3 separate regions of the Homo sapiens genome follow, and all the other regions are linked to region 1. A link is a loop called in an ENCODE intact Hi-C map of the cell type or tissue named here. Cell type or tissue: heart right ventricle. All regions are shown on one strand. Each heading gives the region's core, and the rest is flanking DNA. Links, peaks and the distances in the headings are about the cores only.

Evidence for each region. Hi-C counts contacts between places; a loop is a spot of excess contacts. Peaks named below come from ENCODE experiments on the same cell type or tissue, not always from the same donor. Only the 100,000 strongest peaks of a DNase experiment are listed, where the experiment ranks them.
Region 2: a loop joins it to region 1, with 4 times the contacts of the local background. A loop is called at or near these places in 57 of 110 quality-filtered maps.
Region 3: it touches region 1 in a loop (14-fold over the local background); 50 of 110 quality-filtered maps call a loop at or near these places.

The regions. Positions count from the first base shown.
Region 1 is chr7:16,069,496-16,074,240 of GRCh38, forward strand. No RefSeq gene overlaps it. Among named protein-coding and RNA genes, the nearest start is that of CRPPA-AS1, 140 kb to the right of the region's middle. In heart right ventricle, for the core only: a CTCF peak has its summit at 1,948 (motif pointing left); no DNase peak of the experiment used is centred there; H3K4me3 peaks cover 1,179 bases; H3K27ac peaks cover 1,094 bases.
Region 2 is chr7:15,302,192-15,306,936 of GRCh38, forward strand. The region is part of intron 12 of AGMO (alkylglycerol monooxygenase); the gene reads right to left. The region is part of intron 1 of LOC124901592 (a long non-coding RNA gene); the gene reads left to right. Among named protein-coding and RNA genes, the nearest start is that of AGMO, 260 kb to the right of the region's middle. In heart right ventricle, for the core only: a CTCF peak has its summit at 3,005 (motif pointing right); a DNase peak (open chromatin) is centred at 3,014.
Region 3 is chr7:15,323,638-15,328,382 of GRCh38, forward strand. All of the region lies in intron 12 of AGMO (alkylglycerol monooxygenase), which reads right to left. Among named protein-coding and RNA genes, the nearest start is that of AGMO, 240 kb to the right of the region's middle. In heart right ventricle, for the core only: a CTCF peak has its summit at 2,588 (motif pointing right); no DNase peak of the experiment used is centred there.

The DNA.
Region 1 (4,745 bases), core at 764-3,263:
TCAGAGACACTGAACAACATAAAACACAGACATCTTAAAAGCTTTGTGGAGGTAGTCAGGCCATGAATAAAATCTAAATAATAACAAGCCAGCTGTGTTTTCAATATCTGTCAGATTTTATTTATAAAAATGTAGAAAAAGCACAAAATCCAAAGGTGTTTATTCAAGTTTCTACACTGCAGCACTATTTGATATAATGAAATACTGGAAACAATTTTAATATATATTAATAGAAGTCTGGAGTCTGAATAAAAGATAGGATTTTATGCAACCATAAAAATGAAGTACTTCTGTAAGTACTGACACGGAAACATCTTAAAAATACAGTCAAGCCACTGAAGAATATTTTTCATATGACCCAATTTTTATAAAAAAATTAAGGAAATATGCATATATAATAACCTGTTTATATACAGGATTGCATGTGCTAGAAAATATTGGAAGAGATTTCAACCTGCACAGAGAACAGCAAGGTCAAAGGGAAGGAGAAAAAATATTTGTTTACCTTTTAATCGTTATCCTTCAGTACAATTTACATGTTTTTATTTATCTACAACCAATATGTGCTAATTTCATACTGAACTTTTCTAAACATAAGTAAAATAAAATGTGACGGGTAAGCCTGGCTTTTGAGGTAGGTTGGAGGTATGGTTTTACTTACAAAGGGGAGTAACGAAGGAGCCGACCTAGTCCTAAAATCATTCAGGAAAGGAGAGGCAGATGTAAAAAAAGTATGTGAAGAGCAGCCATATCCCAAGTCACTTATTAAACGGCAATGTACAATCAAAATAACTTTGTTGTTTCCCTGTTGACACATCAATTGCAAAGGTGTGTGTGTGTGTCTGTGTGTGTGTGTGTGTGTGTGTGTGTGTGTTATTGCAATGGAAAAGAGAACAAAAATGTTTTCATTTAAATAGAAGAAGCAATATTCAGTAACTGGAGGAGTTAGTGAAAAACTCTTGTGGCCACTGATAATAACAATAGGTAACTAAAAAAAGAAATCAGTTAGAAATGGTTTTCAAACAGCTAAGATCATAAGAAATTAAGTTTTTTCATTAAAAATAAATTTGAAATAACCATACATGTGCTTTTTTCCTTGCTGAAAATTATGTAAATTCAAATTTAAAATGTACTTTAATATATAAGGAGCTAATAGCATCTCGATTTTTCATAAAGACTTTCCTTTCGAACTTTGAAAATGCTGTTTCATTGCTCAATGTTTCAGAATGAATTATAGAAATTATTTTTAGTTTATCTCCAAATGATCAAACACAAAAAGTGCAATCCAAAATCGAACTTGGAGTCTTATGTTAGAATTTGACCGTATTTCAATTTACGGAAACCAGGAAAAACATATAAAATATTTAATGAAAATACAAAAAAAAGTTAAAATACAGGCCATTCATTCTAGGAGAAGTGCTTTTACTCTTGAGAAATACTAACTGTTATTTTTCCTAAGGCAGGTAGCAGATTGTTGCTTTAAACTTGAGAATTAAACATTTGATTTTGCTACTATGTAAACAAAACAGTTGCCCAGTAAAAAAGTTTATCTGGGAACACTGTAACAGAAAATGACAGACTAACAGGTAAATATTTTAATCATATCCATGGCAAATAAAAACAACAACAAACCCCCCATAATTTGATGAAGCGTTCTCCTACTCCAAGATGCTTTACATTGTTAGATGCAAATAATCTATATTTCATTTCGAGACAATGATTTTAAATTCTGAATTTTCACATATAAACATATTAATGTTACATAGTATATACTAATTTTTCCTGTCAGTTTTTCTTTGCTCATCAGAATATTTAATAAAATGTGAATGAGAAAAAGTTAGAATATAAAAGATTCTAGATATTTGCACTCGAATCTTGCTTTCCTGCCAGTTTACCAGAAGCAAGGCAACAAGCAAAAGGAATTTATGATGTTATACTCCCTCTAGTGGGCATTTTTTAAATGGAAAGTTCAGCAACCTCCCTGCAGGCGCCAGTGCATTTTGAGTTTCATGATTCTCACCCTCCTGAATGGGAAGGTTCTTTGCAGGTTACCCTGTGATGGAGAAATTCTAGAGTAAATCAGCTTATGATTTGCCTAAGTGTCGTTCCCTCAGGAAAGCTACCGTTTCTATCTTAATATAAGTATTGTTAGGAAATTACGTCTATAATAAATCCAAATTCCACTCTTTGTACCATGTAATTCTTGGGCCTCATGAAGAAACTGGGAAGAGTATACTCTCTTTCCCATTCTGCCAATCCTCATGGTATATTTTTAAAATATCTCAGAACGAGAGTAGCTACTAAAAATGTGAAAATCAGTAACATTAAGAAGCCATTTTAAAATAGGTTGTTTCAGGCAGGGGTAACAAAATAAGAATGCATTATTAATAATCCATGAAATTAGAAACATCAAATGGTTATATTCTTTGCCATTATATATGCCATTGCCAATCACAACCAAAACTGCGTGTTGAATCCCATAGACACTAGTTTGAGCGTAGAAAATATGCCCCAACAATGTTTAATTCAAATTTTAAAATGTTTTTCTCTTTGTATGAAACTATATAATTAATTTCTATTTCATGGAAGATCTCGAGCAACTTATTATTTTTGCTAGCCCACAGCAGCAGGAGAGCCCTGTGTGAAGCCTAAAAGGCCTCAGAAGACTCACCGCTCAAAGGGTGAAGCAAAAATATGTGTAAAAAACAGCAAGATTTTGTCAGAGTAAAGTGACTCAAGGTATGTCTATCTCACCAGATGGTCGAATTCATCTTCCCAATTTAAAAGGGTTCATACTACCAGGCATAGTGGCTCACACCTGTAATCCTAGCACTTTGGGAGACCAAGGTGGGCGGATCATCTTGAGGCCAGGAGTTCAAGACCAGCCTGGCTAACACAGAGAAACCGCATCTCTACCAAAAATACAAAAATTAGCCAGGTGTGGTGGCACACACTTGTAGCCCCAGCTACTCGGGGGAACTCAGGCATGAGAATTGCTTGAACCCGGGACGCTGAGGTTGCAGTGAGCCCAGATTGCGCCACTGCACTCCAGTCTGCACAACAGAGCAAGACTCTGTCTCAAAAAAATAAAAATAAAAGGGTTCATAACTGGAGGTTCCTCAAAAAATTAAAAATAGAACTATCATATAATCTAGCAATCCCACTCTGGGTATATATCCAAAGGCAATAAAATCTCCACCTTGAAGTATCATATGTACTCCCATGTTCATTACAGTGTTATTCACAATAGCCAAGATATGTAAATAACCTGTGTCCATCAATGAATGAAGACAATATGGTATGTGTATACAATGGAATATTATTCATCCTTCAAAAAGAAGGAAATCCTGCCATCTGTGACAATGTGGATGGACCTGGAGGACATTATACTAAGTGAAATAAGCCAGAAATGGAAAGAAAAATACTGCATGATCTTACTTATATATGGAACTAAAAAAAAAAAGTTTAACTCATAGAAACAGAGTAGATGAGTGGTTACCAGTGGTCAGGCAGGGGTGGGGACAAGGATACATTAGTCAAAAGTCACAAACTTGCAGTTATGAGTATTTCTGGAGGCCTAATGTACACTGTGCTGACTGTAGTTAATAATATTGTTACTAATCTTACTTTTGCACCAACCTAATATATACTTAATATTTGCTAAGTGAGTAGATCTTAAGTCTTCTTACCATACACACAAAAGGTAAATTTCTGAGCTGATACAGATATTAACTTGATTACAGTAATCATTTCACAATGTATCTCAAAACATCACACTGTACACTTTCAATATATACAACTTCTGTCATTTATACCTCAAAAAAGCTGAAAAATAGGATAAAGACTTTTTTTCCTCAAATTCCTACCATTATATTATATACCCTTTGAGCAGAAAAAATCTTCCTGTCTCTCTGAGTTGGCACAGAACCTACAACTAAGTTGATACTTAAGCCATGCTTATTGTTGATGAAGATGAAGCCCCAGAATGAATGCTTGGGCTTGCCAACATGTATTAATTCCCATTTGTACCATATGACAATTATTGTCTTTTGGATTATCTGCTGCTGAAAGAAGTGTTTTTGTGGGAAGAGGGAGTCAGAAAATGTACGGAGATCCATGTGATCCTGGACAAGCCTTGTGGTGTGTGACAGTGGGGAAATCTTGGCAGGCAGAACACTATCAACATAGGATGAGATGGTATTTGAGAGAGAGTGGTAGAGATACCAAAGATACAAACCTATCAAGTGCCAGCTCGGATCTGCTATGCCACAGAAAAGAAAGCTTAACCTTTTTTGAAAGCAAAGTGCTACCTATGCCAGAGAATTAAAGGACTTTTCTGCAGTAATTCTATCTGCCCTAGGTCTCCTCAGAAGCATGACTTTGTAAAATCATTGCACAATTATTGGGGGTGGGAGTCGTGAGGCAGAGGAGAGGTATCGGGACAGGGACCACTACATGGCAGCAAATTTACTTGTAGATTAGATTGCTTAGGCACCTATTGAAGATTGTACAACTAAACAACAACGTAAGTGCACCAAGCAATCTAAGGCAACATTTCTCACAGCATGGCCTTGGATCAAAACTTTGACATTGACCTGCAATTTTTATAAACACTTGCAGCCCAGAGGCTACTCAATCTGTATTCCTACGGGTGCTACCTGATAAGCAACATATTTAACAAACTTCCCAGCTGATTTTCTATATAGAAAAGCAAGTATTAATAATATGAATTATAGCACCAAGAA
Region 2 (4,745 bases), core at 1,551-4,050, 770 kb before region 1:
TGATAATTTCTCTTGAAGATAAACTATTAGTTTGGTCTTCATCAAATATTTTTTACCTCTGAAATAAACATTCTTTGGGAAAAAATGTGTCACATCATGAGAAATTTGATTTTAATTTACAGAATTCTTCTTCTAACCAAAAATTAGACCATGAACTTTCTTCAAAAATTATATTGGTTATGGACTTTTAACAGGGTATGAATAAAGTTGGGGTCTAATAAAGTTGGTATGGCAATAAAAGGTATACAGTATTTCCACCAGATTTTATTTCAAAATTTATTATTTTGTTCTAACTCTAGAACTTAATAAGAACAAACTTCAAAATATAATACAGAAATTAAAATGCAAAGGTTCCTTAAAGATTAAAATCTTTGAAAATGACAATTAAAAAATACATAAATCAAGGAGACTGGCATAGAGCTTTTAGCGCAGTACTTGTTACAAAGCAGGTATTTATTTTCTAATATATTAGCTGTTTTCAATTTAAAAGTCTATTTTCACTAGACTGTAAACTCCATGAAGAGAAGCCTTTTTGTTTTGTTTTGTTCATTGCTGTACCTCCATCATATGGTACGGTTGCTGGAATACAGTATGTGTTCAATTCATGTAAGTCATGGAGCAGTCAACTAGAGTTAAGCTTCATAAAGATAGGACTGAAGCCATGAAATTGTTACTGAGAGTAATAATTTCTGCAGGCATTACATCTTGACTATGTTTGTAAAAAATAAAGTCAGGAAAAGTATCTATATATTTGTAATCAGTACAAAACCACTGCAAACTTGGTTGTATTCAGTGAGTAAATCTAAAGGATCTTGAAAGCTGAATGTCTGGGATGGTCAATGAAAACCCAGGAGGAACAATCCACACAGGGAGAACAGAATTAATTGTATTCTTACAGCCATTTCTCAAAAGACAGCTCAAAATGCAGATGGTTTTGAAAAAAAAGTGCAGCCCACAGATGATATTAAGATGGCGGCACAGATGCAGAGAGAAATGTATCTTAATAGTGACTTTATAATATGCTGAAAATACCAAGGAGTTTTCAGAATGGTACATTCAAATTATAAAATAGTATCTATCCCCTAAATTTTAATTAAATGTCAGATTTTCTGTATTTTTGGCTTATTTTTGTATTTAAGATACATTAGGTAAAAATAAAGATCTTTTTTAACATAGAAAAATACTAGCAAGATGAATGTCTAATTGTGTATTTGGCATCAAACAAGGAAGAGAATGGAAAAACAGAAAAAAAAAAGAGAGAGAAGGGGTGGTGAACATCTGGGGTGGTTTCTTTTCTGGAAACAGGAACAAGGTCATATCCCACCCAGTGAGAAGAAATGACCCCCTAAAAAATGTAAGTGATCTTGCTTGACCTGTGACGCGAGCATGGGGATGACCTCGGCTGTTTAACTGCAATGTGTGTTTCTTGTTAGAAAAAGTGAGAGAGTTGTGCTCTGCCATAAAAGAATGTGAGGAATATGAAGGTGCTAAAAAGCAGAAGAAGGAAGTGGAGCATGGGGAACTTGATACAAGCTATGGAAAAATGAAATATTAAGTTAGCCCTGACTTTAGAAATGTTTGGTAGAAAAGAAAGATACAAGGAAATACATGTATGTATACTCTTGTATGTTTACCCCCACACACAGCACATACACATATATTCTTGTTGCTGTGTTTAATTGTGAGGATCAATTCTTTCTCTGATAATCTCTTAAACTTTTATCGTTAAAATCATGATATAGACCTGGAAGAGAATAGGTCTGTGGGTATATCTCTAATAGCTCAAAATATCCAATACGATTTTCCATGAACTCCTAGAGGCCCAAGTCTAAAATAACAAACTTGTGTTAGTTCAATTTTCAGTCCTTTTACATATAACAATGCCACGTCAATGCCTTTATGCAATGCTTGACGGCATCCTCTTAATTTTTTATTCTATGAAATAAGTGGGCTCTCTGCTCAAAATATTAATAGCTGGAAAATTCCCCCATTACAATACAAATGAAAGTTAACTTTAAATGTCTTGACCTACATAAACTCCTAACATTTGTTTCATCTTTTAAAGTCTCTTTCATCCCTTTCTCTTCTCCAGCTCTCTCGATCCCCTCAACTCCCTTGAGGTCTTCTCCACAGAGCCCCATTATTTAATAACAGCGTACCCAGCAAACAGCTGTGGAAGGGAAGAATTGGATTGAAATTCAAGGCCAAACCAGGACAGAAATTTTGGGTACAATCTCAAATCTGTTGGTATAAAGAAAACTGAAAATTTTTGAGTTTTCAATTTTGCTATTACTAAATGGTGGTGATTTAGGGTTTGTTACATCAGTTTTATTACAGAAATATAAGGAAGATAAAGTGGAAAGATTTGGGTTTGTCAAGTTATTTGTAATAAAAATCTTATTTATTCAGTTTCGTTATGAGTCAAGGGTTCGGTTTATCTGTTTCAAAAGTCCCTGATTCGTACTTTATAGGGCCATGATTTGTCAACAGTCCAATGAACTCAAATAAACCGACATATTTATTTTATAGGATGTTGTCTGCATGAATGGAGATGAAATTACTAGTAAATTGTCAACTAAAAAATACAGAACTGGAAAATGATAAGCCTTCCTCTAAGCCCACCATCATATATTCTCATGAAAATCTGAGGCATTATTATTATTCTTTCAGTTACACACAATGTTTAAGAAGAAAGTCAACTATAACAAATGATTTAGTTAAATCTTGGAGAGCACACTGGATAAAAATTTTCTCTTGCTTCCCCCTTCCCCCAGGGTTTCCCTCCTGCCATCTCAAAGCAGGATGAGCTAGTTGACATTGAGTAGTTAAAATCAAACTTAATATTAAGAATATATAGTTATATTTGAAATATATAAATAAAAGTGTTACTAGAAGTGATTATCCAGTAACTTGTGGTAGCACCTATCTTAGGTACTTATTCATCATCTCACCATGGATTTTCTCCTTATTTTCCTTTTACCATCCTGCTATTCTCCACCAGAGGGCAGGCAGGGGCAAGGACAAGGCAACCTTGTCAGGCAATCTGGTTAAAAAAAAAAAAAAAAAAGTTTGATAGGACAGGAAGTGAAAAATATTGCCTAAAATAAGGTTTGAAGATTATCTGCCAATTTTGTATATTTTTCCATATCCCCATCTCTCCTTGATATGGAAAAATGAGGATTGGCACTTATTGTGAGCAATTTGAGTAAAGTATTTTCCGTGCATCTGGGTTCACTGGTGAAACATGAATGATCAAAGTTCAACATGTTGCATCAATTTCTTTTCACCTGGCAAAATGAGTTTTTGTGCCAGTTTTTAAACCTTGTGTTTTCTGTAGTTACTTCCTGTGAGTCGAATGGTTATATTAAATATGAGTAACAATTTATAATTTTACTCTGACAGAAATTACTTCAAAATTACATTCCTATATATATATTTATATGATTTGGCTGTATATCTGATCTAGAATTTGTAAAGAAGATCTGGATTTTACTGTAGACATGCAACTAATTTACTAGGGTACTATAGTTATATAAGCAACTCGGTTTCTACTGTGTCATTATAAATGAAGACTAGAATTCTAGAGAAATCATACGGAAGATTCTGTGAACTGTACTTGTTTTTCCTCCAGAAAGGCACTAAGAATGTGTAATGAATCATTAGTAAAATGGCACTATGGGTACATGAACGAACCTAAAAGAACAAATCTTTTTTTAAAGACTGATTTCATTTTAAAATTCCAGATAACAAAATTTTAAAGCAACCAAAAAATCAAGTATCTTATTTTTTTCTGGTAATTCATAAATTCTAAACATTTAAATATGACTAACATAAATTTTATGGTAACTATAAAAAGTGTATCTTTTGATTAAGAAAAACTTTAAAGAATAATTTAAAGGCTAACAGATTGCATCCTTCAATATCTACTTTAATTAACCGACTGCCATTACTCACTTTACATTTCCTTTCACATCACATTGTACTCATCTTAAATGGAATCAAAACTTTGACATGCACTGACATTGACTTCATTAAATGCAACGTTTTGACATTTTTGAAGGTCTTTTTTTATTTCATACTAATAAATGGAAAGGGTTTTGAATTTCAATGGCTGAAAGGAAGTCAGATTTTAGTTATATGAATCCAGGGTAACTTCATTCATGGATCAAAAAGACCCCTTGGGGCTTACAAAATCTTTATTATTTTCAAGCTACAAAAAAATAGTTTGGTAGAGAACTGGATAATAGGAAACATATTCTTCTGCAATCAATGCACTTTGGGGTGGTTTCCAGCTGTGAGACAGTCACTCAAACTTAAAAGTTCTCCAAAGTTCTCCTTGGCCTGGAGCCCAATTTCACTTATAACAGAATATGACTGTGTAAAAAAAAAAAAGCATTACAAAATATGGCAATTTGTGTTACCTTGCTAAAAAGTTAATATGGTTTATGGCACTATTAAGGATTGTTAATGCTTCAAATAGTTAGATTTTAATGTTTAGAATTAGCACAATTTAAGTTTTCACCTACTATTTTAGATTGTACTAGTTCTTATAGGCTGAGGAATATGTCCCTAAACTAAGATTTCTACTTTATTATGCTAAGTATGCCACATTGGAAAGGGCTGTTGGAGAAACATAAATTATTCAGTTAGTGTATAAAATATTATTACAATAAGTTATAATCATAACAGAGGTAATGAACTCTTTGTATAAAATAGTTTGCAATATTAAATGCATACGTTACAAT
Region 3 (4,745 bases), core at 1,133-3,632, 750 kb before region 1:
TATGATTCCAAGCTGTCTCCCGAGCTTGCAGTGCATGACTTTTGCCAGAGCAAAGGGCTATGGGATGGAAAAGACTGCCTCCTGACTCTGGGCTTCAGAGCAGCTTTGCAGCTGTTAACAAGGAAAGCCTCGTGGTATTGTGCTAGATGATTTCATGACTTTCTAATCATTTTTAAATTGTGAAATTATCAAAACAGACACGAGATGTTGCCAAATCTGTGTTTCTTTGCTTTCAGCTTGTTTTAACTGCAAGCAAGGGTTTGAAACGTCAATGTTCTTGCTACTACCTCAGAGTAAGCCACATTTAAAACTCAAGCTTGCCGCAGACATTTCTATTTTGAAACTGTGGCTTTCTTTAAAACTGTAATTTGTATTAAAGTGCATATTTATGTAATTGTTCTATATACTACCATATGTTGCTGTAACAATGTATTAGAGATACAAGCGTAGTAAAAATAAGACTACTTTAAGCCAATGTTTCCATCAGACAATCATCAGTATTACTCCAGCGCAGCAACCCAACACTCAGCTAATACAAACTGGCCTTCAGACCAGGCTCTGCTCACTCACTTTCACAAAGAGGCAGTAATAATAATGGTGTGTGCCATAGTTGAGACAGAAAACTGCATCAGTATCTCAGACTTTTAGACGTTGGTATCAGGCAACCCTGTCCCCACGTGTTTGTCTCCCAATCCTGTAAGTTCCAGATCCCAAGGTCAGCTCTCCTAGTTGCTGATGTTCTATCTTTTAAAGCGCCCATCTTGGGTTATTCCTACTATTACAGTAGGATCTCTCAAGGCATTTTCTTTATAAGCTTTGGTTTCTTGTTCTTATTTAGATGTCCTGAAGTGCCTTCTTGATTTCTTTTTTTCTCTGGCTTCAGACCCCTACATGGCCAGAGGCCCCAGGGTTTTGCCTTTCTTCTCCCCCTCATCTCCCTCACTCCTGAGGTCTGTCCTCTAATGTAGTGGCCCCCAACCTTTTTGACACCAGGAACATGTTTCATGGAAGGCAATTTTCCCACAGATGGTGGGGGGCGGTGTCGGGGAGAAGATACGGTTTCAGGAAGAAACTGTTCCACCTCAGATCATCAGGCATTAGATTCTCACAAGGACTGCGCAATCTAGATCCCTCTGATGTGCATTTCACAATAGAGTTCGAGCTCCCATGAGAATCTAATGTCACCACTGATCTGACAGGAGGCAGAGCCCAGGCAGTAATGCTTATTTGCCTGCTGCTCACCTCCTGCTGTGTGGTCCGGTTCCTAATAGGCCACCAACCAGTCCGTGGTTGGGGAGTTGGGGACCCCAGCTCTAGTGAATCTCTGTAGGCCACTCCAAACCAAAGTAAAATTAAAAATTAAAAAAAAATTTTTGAGTTTAAAAAATTCAAATACCTAACATTTTTAACATGCTTTGAAAACCCCTCAGGAAGCCCTGTAATTGTTTCTTATTGGTAAGTAACATTTGAATAAAAAGAACTTTGTTTATTATACCTGATTTTAATTTCACGTTTTGAGAAATATATACTGGATAGATAGATTTAGTTTCATGCAGTCATGTTTAAATTATATATCCAAATTAACTTGCATTATATATCTGCATCGTGACTTTACTTGGAAGGCATTAAAGGCTAATAAATAGTATTCACTATATCAAATATGTACTTTCACACATATCTAAATAATTATATATTAGCATTTCTACATTTAATAATTTTATTTGTAAAATTTAATACATAATATTATCTGCAATTATTTAATCAGTGAGCGTTCAAGGGCATGTCAGATTAAGATTAACCTTAAAAAGCTTATTTTTAATTATTTTCCGTTGTTTTTTAAACAAACTTCTCTCACAAAATTTACATCCAAGCTAACTGGTGAAGAATAAAACATTACACACCTATACATGCACACATACAAAAGGACTCTATTTCAACAGCACATCAGGCCTTTAAAATATAAACAATCAAAAAGGAAAATGGTTGAAACAGAAAAAATAACTCAAAACTTTAAAAGAAATGTCATGTAAAAAGCAAAATGCTTAAACTGAAAATATAGCATTGTACCTTATCAGCTCACATTTTACTTTTGAGTCATCCAAATTTTGTCATCCAATTATTTTTGAACCCTGTATATTAATTTTTCATTAGGATTATCTTAATAGGAAGTTTTATTATTTTTGCTTTTATACAACATTTTACTATAGCAATTTATGACATCTTGACTTGGTTGTTCGCAATTTGTTTCTGTCCCCTTTAATGACAAAAAGAAGAGGAAGAAGACGGAGGAGGAGGAGGAGAGGGAGAGCAAGAGGAAGAAACAAACCAAAGAATAAAAAAAGTTTATAAATGAGCAGTCACTGCAGTAACTAAGCCAAGTTTTATAAAGCAGAGGAAATATTCTCATTAGAAGCAGTGCTAAATTAAATAATAGATACAGGTTTTTTTTAAACTGGGATATTACTCTTAGAAAAAATATAAAACTTAATTTATGATCTCCTCAAGACACACATTCTATTTATTAAATACATTTGAATTAAAGGGGGGGTTAAGGAAAATGATAAAACTTACAGTTAACTTTTACCACTAGATGGAGCCCAGGCATCTATATGGCAAAACTCCCACTGTGTTTACATTTGGCTGTATTTGATTACTTACTGAAAATGACATATAATCAGTTTAACCTGAAAGGGGTAAGGGATGATAGGTGTTTTTTAGAATATAGCGTCTTGGCAAAATGTAAATTGATGAAAAGTGAACATGACTTCTCTTTAGAATCCTCCCTCCTGAATACAGATCTTCCATCACATAAAATACACAGACCTCTTAACTTTTGTGCCTGCCTCTTCGCATTCTACCTATTTTGGGAAGGCCTCTCAAGGATGCTTACTAATGCTCTTAAGGTTATTCCAGCTCCTCTTGCCTTACTCTTTTCTGAACCCACTGATTAATGAAATATTCATTCTTGGTGTTGACCATATATTTCTCTTACGTGTGCTTACAGTAATTTCACATGAAGAAGTGGCTTTCTCTCCCCATGGCAGAATTATACCATAATACCTATGAAATGGATATAAGCTTCAAAAATACAAATGGCTAACTTGGTACAAACAGATACCATTCATTTTGTTTCATCTTTAGGCCTCTGGGAAGTCTATGTACAAAAGGCATAGCGAAAAAGAAAAAAACAAAAACAGAGATTTGGTGCCCTCTGCCATTAATAATTAAACTTCCAGAAATTATCTTGGAAAAGATTACCAAACTAGAGATCCAGAACCAAGACAGTAAAGTTTTATAAGCTGCTGCAAAGTTTGCCATTTTCCAGAGGCTAGAATTTGGCATTTTTTGTCTTAATGTAAATTGTTCTGTTTTTGATCAATGCTGAAAGTTCATAACATATAATATTTGTAATTTTGTGAAGGCAGAGATTTGAATCCCATATTGTGTTACGAAGCCTTTGTGCAATGAGTGACCCTCTGAGCTTAAGAGTAGGTCTAATTACGTTCCCAGAACAGGCATCATAACCTGGCTCGGTTTTCAACTTGCTGTTCTTTGGAAGAAATGTTTTTGGACTCATCTACTACACCTCTATTTGATATTTTCTAGTTTATATTTGCATTTAGTGGAAAGACAGCTAAAAATAGAAAATGCTTGGGGCTAGGTTTCCATGAAGAAAAAGAAATAAGTGTTGGAGAAGACCAAACATCTTGGGATATGGCAAATTAATCAGCTACCAAAAGGCATGCTTGGAACCGGATACAAAAAAGAAAAGCAGCAAGTGTAGGAATGACTGGGGCTGAGTCTCAGACATCTTTCTGGAGCTTCATTCACTCACATGCAAAGATCATTTGTTCAACACCTAGAATGCATCAGCCACCAAATTAGGACCACACATCCATAAATATTAGACAACTGAGAAATTTAGGAGTTTAATGAGAAAAGGAGATTAGAAAAGAGACTACTATAGCACAGTGATATGGGAACTATAAACGACAATGGGAGACTATATAGGAAGGTTATTTACGTTGAGGGTATATGTAATTAAGCCCTGAGGGGGAGAGAAAGAGAGGTTTTCATGAAAAAATGATAAACTGATTTCTTTCTTTTTTTTTTTTTTTTTTTTTTTTTGAGACAAGGTCTCACTCTGTCACCCAGGCTGCCAGGCTAGAGGGCAGTGGCTATAGTGTTGCCATCACAGCTCATTGCAGCTTTGACCTACCAGCCTCAGGTGATGCTCCCACCTCAGCCTCCTGGGTAGCTGGGGACTACAGGTGTATGCCATGTTGCCGGGCTAATTTAAAAAAAAAAATTTTTTTTTGGTTGAGACAGGGTCTCACTATGTTGCCTGAGCTTGTCATGAACTTCTAGGCTCAAGCGATCTTCCCCCATCAGCCTCCCAAAGTGCTGGGATTGCAGGTATGAGACACTGTGCCTGGTCAATACACTGAGTCCTTCCTTCCTTCTTTTCTTTTTTATTTTTTTTCCAAAGTCTCACTGTCGCCCAAGCTGGAGTACAATGGCACAATTTTGTCTCACTGCAACCTCAGCCTCTCAGGTTCAAGTGATTCTCCTGCCTCAGCCTCCCAAGTAGCTGGGATTGCAGGTGTGTGCCACCACACCCGGCTAGTTTTGTATTTTTAGTAGAGATGGGTTTTCTCCATGTTGGCCAGGCTGGTCTTGAACTCCTGACCTCAGGTGATGGGCCCACCTCGGCCTCTCAAAGTGCTGGGATTACAGGCGTGAGC